2 separate regions of the Homo sapiens genome follow, and region 1 is linked to region 2. Evidence: chromatin contacts called from ENCODE Hi-C data. All regions are on one chromosome and are shown on one strand. The core of a region is the stretch at or near the end of the contact, and the rest is flanking DNA. Distances in the headings are between cores, read along the strand shown. Region 1 overlaps LOC124904265 (a long non-coding RNA gene). Region 2 overlaps LOC105372018 (a long non-coding RNA gene).

Region 1 (2,700 bases), core at 181-2,680, 310 kb before region 2:
GGGAGGCTGAGGCAGGAGAATTGCTGGAACCCAGGAGGTGGAAGTTGCAGTGAGTTGAGAGCTCGCCACTGCATCATTCCAGCCTGGGTGACAGAGCGAGACTCTATGGGGAAAAAAAAAAAAGTTAAAATGGTAAATTTTATGTTACTTATTTCTTACAACAAGAAAAATGCTTTTTAACCAAACAGAATATAAACTCTTGTGAACAGGGCTAGGGAACTGATTTTCTCCTAATCACTAAGAAAATTCCACCTGAGAGGCAAGGGCCTAGGAGTTGGAGAGCTGGGCTCCTGTTTGGTGCCAGCTCTGTGGTTAGCTAGCTATGTGAACTCCACTCAACCTTGCCAAGCCTCAGTTTCTTCATCTTTCAAATGAGTAAGAGTGGGGAGGGGCACCGCATATCTCAGTGCTCTGATTTCCATTTAACCACAGATTTAGAACCAAGGTGGCTTGGCTTCAAATATTCAACTCCTCTGCTGGCAAATAAACAGATCTTCGGGAAACTGTACTTGTCTTCCAGAGAAAAGGTTTATTTCAGTAGGTTCTCACAGAGCAAATCTAAGCACCAACAATGTAGAGTTTTGAGAATGCAGAGTATTTCCTGAACACATAATCCTTCCCTCCTTGAAACTGTCTATGATGTAGGAATTCAGTTCCCATCCAGATTTACAGATGTAAATCTTCAGTTACCTAATAAAATGGAGAGAAGAAAATCATGTGATTATATTTTGAATCTAGTAATACTAATGAATTCAAAGCCAGACTTCATTTTAGAGGGCTTTTGTAAAAAGTTCTATTTTCCAATCTAATGCTTGGTGTTGAGTCTTGAAAATTTAAGGTAATGCAAACCCTATCATTTCCACCTCTAAAAATTCTATCAGAGTCTCTAAGAATCTATGTTTAGGCTCCTTACACAGCGGCAAACATGGAAACAATATTTATCGTCCACAACTTTCCTAGGTAGATCAAATTGTTCAACACAGAACTGGCATTCTACTGGCAAGTGCCTGGTTACCAGCTAAATAGTTGGGTACACCCAGTAGACCTGCAGATAGAGAAAGCTTTCAAGACCAGTCTGGATACAAACAATATCTGGGAATCAATTGCCTAGGACTATCTCAATGGTAGGAGAAGTCTGCCTCAAGGAAATGTGTATTGTTCTTGAAAATGCCAGACACCAGTAGGAAACACAAACACAGACTCAAAAGAAGCAGGGAATGGCAGACTGAATAAACAGCACGTGCGCACCCATTTTCCTAGGAAATATGTGTCCAAGACTGAAGAGTTGTGGTGCAGTCTTATCTGTCATTTACGTCTTAAAGATAGGTGAGTCTTGGATAATATCGTGCTTGTGCCCCACAGGAGGCTGCCAACTATTATCATAGATCATCCACTAGAGGGTGACAACCACATATGCTTAGGGATGGATGACTGTAGACACAGTGCACATTCCACAGTCCTGAGAAGAGTTTCTTGAAGCTCATCCGCCTAAGTGGTTGGACTTTCACTTTGGAGTCGCCCATAAAAAGGAGAGAGGGAAACTATACATCTTTTCCATACTTATGGCCTAGGTTGTCTCTCCTTTTCAGACTTAGTTAAGAAAAAATTAAATATATATACGAATTTTTTGTAAGTAGAAGGAACACCTCCTATCACATTAAATAGGAGGTGAGTATCTCTAACAGTTGGGAGAAGGACATGCTGAGATTTTTTCCTATTACTATTATGGATCTTTGGGACAGTTTCAGTAAGTACTTTCAGGGGGTACTTGGTTTTTCCAACTTGAAAATGGGGGCTATTCATTATAAATCTTAGAGCAAAATTCTGATAGCAAAGTAGATAGAGGAATATAGAACCTTTTATTAGAAGGTTTTTGTGTCTTTCTAGGATAATTATTACAAGTAGTATCAATATATACCAACTAATATGCATGAGATAAGATGGCGGGTCTGAGTCTTGGTTGGGATGTGGGTCTGGAATCTTGGATTATGGACATAAGAAATATTATGAACACTTAATGAACACCTAGGCAGCAGGCTCAAGCCCAAGCACACACCACAGTAGCTTTCGAATAGTTTGGATGTATTCTAATTTGTATTTCTCCCCAGCTACTTTTGTGGGTAGTCATTTAGGCAGCCCTTCATAGAGTTCTGGGTCTTTTCCTTAACTTTCCACAAAAATGTTTCAGCTTTAGGAAGAGGTTTTGGGAAACCAGAATGTTTCCATTACTGTACGGTTAAACCTTTTGTTCACTACTTAGACAAATATACTGAGCACTCATTTTTGTTTTTTTTTTAAGAGACAGTAGCTTTTATAACAGGCTCGAACATAAGCTCCTGTGAACTATGTACATAGTAAGTCCTCCGTAGCTGTTGCATATATAATCCATGGTTAGTATAAAATTATCGTAATTTTAAATAAGACAAGCCATAGTTCTATGAGTGATATAATTTTAAATAAGACAAGCCATCGTTCTTTGAGTGATGTGTTTGAGTGATGCTTCTTGATACTTCTTTCAGCTTAAACATAGAAATCATGATCACACCACTGCACTCCAGCCTGGGTAACAGCGAGACTCTGTCTCAAAAAAATAAAAATTAAAACTAAAATAAACATAGAAACCAGATTTTCTTTGGTTTCCTCTGTCGGTGACTTTGGCTGGTTCTCTTTTGCATGTTCGTTGATGTTTCTCCTTGCCTT
Region 2 (2,700 bases), core at 77-2,576:
TTTGTTACATAGGTAAATGTGTGCCATGATGGTTTGCTGCACCTAGCAATCCATCACCTAGGTATTGAGTCCAGCATGCATTAGCTATTTTTCCTAATTAAGCAAGCTTCTTAATAATCTATGTAAGGCTCTGTTTTATCAACTGTAAAAGGTCCATAATAATATAACTTACCTAATTCATTTTTCAAACACATATTTATGTGCCATGCACAATTTTAGTTACTGAAGACAAACAATGAACGAAAGAAGCAAAAAGTCCCTACTCTCATGCAGCTTTCATTCTAGAGGAATTATAGTGAGATGAAGCTAGATAAGGCATAAAGAGAGCTCAGCCCGGCACATAATAAGCACTAAATAAATGTTTCCTTGATGGATTATTAAACCAATAAATAAGTGGATAAATGAAAAATGTGAGAATTGTGGACAAGCCTTTCAAGGTGAAAGCACAGCCTTTATCCTGTTGATGCTCTGGAAATATTTATCCACTCTGAGAGTATTTCCTGCAACCTTTTTGTAGGGAGTACAGTAATTCACTTCTAAAGACTGGAAATTAAAGAAAGATTGTATTCTGATATTTAAATTAAAAGTCACACCCAAAGCAAGAAAAGGAAGACTTATTCTTCAGGTTGGTAGACATAAATCTTTCACCCTTGAAGCCCAGGGTTTTGGGGAGAAACACAGCACAGTATTTCTGATCTAGTGTTTTTTGAGATGAGTGCTGGAGCCAAGAAATTAGAAAATCCTCTTCCATCTCACGTGCAAGCGGAGAGAATCTAGGACATTTTGTTGATGTTGTTTTTCTCTAGAGACAGGGTCTCACTCTGTTGCCCAGGCTGGTCCCAAACTCCTGAGCTCAAGTGATCCTTGGCCTCCCAAAGTGCTGGGATTACAGTGTCGAGCCCCCGCACCCTGCCAAGGGCGTTTTGATATCTGCAGTGGTCCTTCTACTTCATCCTGGCCTCTCCCACTGGGGCCCGTTTCCATCTCCAGGATCATCCCTCATCAGTGGGTCTCTCTTTTCATTGACGAAGTGGCCAGGGTGTGGAGAGTCGCCTTCCTTTTAACCAACTCCTTTTCTGGTGCCAACTCCCATTTGGAGGAGAGGCACAAGGAACTATTTGTGCAGGGAGTGGCTCGGCCTTCCCTTTCAGCTCCTGCAGCCACCCCCTCTTCCTCTGATCTTTACCACCTAATTCCCAGCAGCTGGCTTTGTTGCCGCAACAAGTGGTAACTCTTTCTTAATGTAGCGCAGAGGTGTCTGTAGGCAGCCAAGCATGGGACACTGCTGGCCACAGCTGGCTAAATGTGGTTTTAGAGACTTGTTTGTGCCCCTGTGTGACTAATACTTACCTACCGGCTGGCTGGGATGAGACCTCTCTCCTACTCATCTGGAACTTGGCACACGATCCACTGGCTTCCCAGCCACTGCCAAACTCAGTCACAGGCGAGGCAGAGGGACGGGGTTTGGGTGGAACCGCACAGCAGAGCCCCCAGAGGACAGCTGGACGATTAAGCCAGGGGCTCAGAGACATTCGAATGTGTTCCTCTTTGGAGGTTTTACACCCTCCCTGCTGATTGGGGTAGCTTATGGGTGGTCCAGGTAAAACATGGCAAATAGGAAGATGCTTAACATTCTCATCTAGCTCAGCACGTCTTTGTCTATTTGCGAAAGGATACTATGGTTTTAAAAGATTCAGTTTAAATTGGTCAAGAGCTTAGAATGATGTGCAACACATAACGGGCTCTGAAATTGATCAAATAAGTAAATAAATCAATGAGTGAGAGAATGGGTGGACTAAGACACGATGAAGGAACAGGGAGGCAGACAGTCTCTGTATTCTAGGAATTTACGCAGCTGATACCCTCCAATCCCATAAAACTGCTCATGAACAGACCATATAAATTACAGTATATCTGTGTTAGGGAATACAACACCATGTGGCTGTTTAAAAAGATAAGGCATCTGTATACATATGGATATGAAAAATAGCTGAGGTCTACTTTGTGTAAAAAACAAAAGCTGGAGAGAGAACAGTATGGATAACATGCTATCATTTTTGTAGGTAAATTTTTAAAAATATATGTTTGTAAATGCGTAAACTATCTAGAAGATAACGGCATAAATGGTAATAGTGGCTGTGTCTGAAAGGAACAATTGGTGGCTGGGGGTTCAGAGATAGATGAAGACGTTCTTCTCACTGTGTACCCTTTTATACCCTGTATAAAATTTTAAATTTTGCACCTTATATGTGTATTATCTATTCAAAAAAAATAGTAAATTAATTTTTATTAATAAAAAATAAAATTGAAAGACTAAGGTAGATCTGTATCTTCAGAAATAAACAGATATCAGTCATATATTTAAAATGAAAAAGAAGGCCGGGCACAGTGGCTCACGCCTGTAATCCCAGCACTTTGGGAGGCCAAGGCGGGCAGATCACCTGAGGTCAGGAGTTCAAGACCAGCCTGGCCAACATGGCGAAACCCCATCTCTACTAAAAATACAAAAATTAGCTGGGCATGGTGGCGGGCACCTGTAGTCCCAGCTACTCGGGAGGCTGAGGCAGGAGAATCGCCTGAACCCAGGAGATGGAGGTTCTGATGAGCCAAGATTGTACCACTGCACTCCAGCCTGGGTAACAGAGCAAGACTCCGTCTCAAAAAAAAAATAAAATGAAAAAGATATCACACAAAAGAAGT

What was found. A loop is a pair of places that touch in the nucleus more often than their neighbours do. Pooled maps may share reads with other maps.
Region 1: a map of PC-3 shows a loop between it and region 2 (4-fold over the local background). The contact joins two enhancer-like sites. A Hi-C loop is called at or near these places in 17 of 168 maps with a recorded cell type or tissue (CD8-positive, alpha-beta T cell, GM12878, PC-3 and 5 more) and 12 of 50 pooled maps.

Annotation. Positions count from the first base shown.
Region 1 is chr18:22,562,006-22,564,705 of GRCh38, reverse strand. All of the region lies in intron 2 of LOC124904265 (a long non-coding RNA gene), which reads right to left. Among named protein-coding and RNA genes, the nearest start is that of CTAGE1, 150 kb to the right of the region's middle. Within about 2 kb of position 1,430, at least 5 of the 41 ENCODE cell types and tissues checked have a DNase peak (open chromatin) inside an H3K27ac peak, as active enhancers do.
Region 2 is chr18:22,249,382-22,252,081 of GRCh38, reverse strand. The region is part of intron 1 of LOC105372018 (a long non-coding RNA gene); the gene reads left to right. Among named protein-coding and RNA genes, the nearest start is that of GATA6, 81 kb to the right of the region's middle. Within about 2 kb of position 1,326, at least 3 of the 41 ENCODE cell types and tissues checked have a DNase peak (open chromatin) inside an H3K27ac peak, as active enhancers do.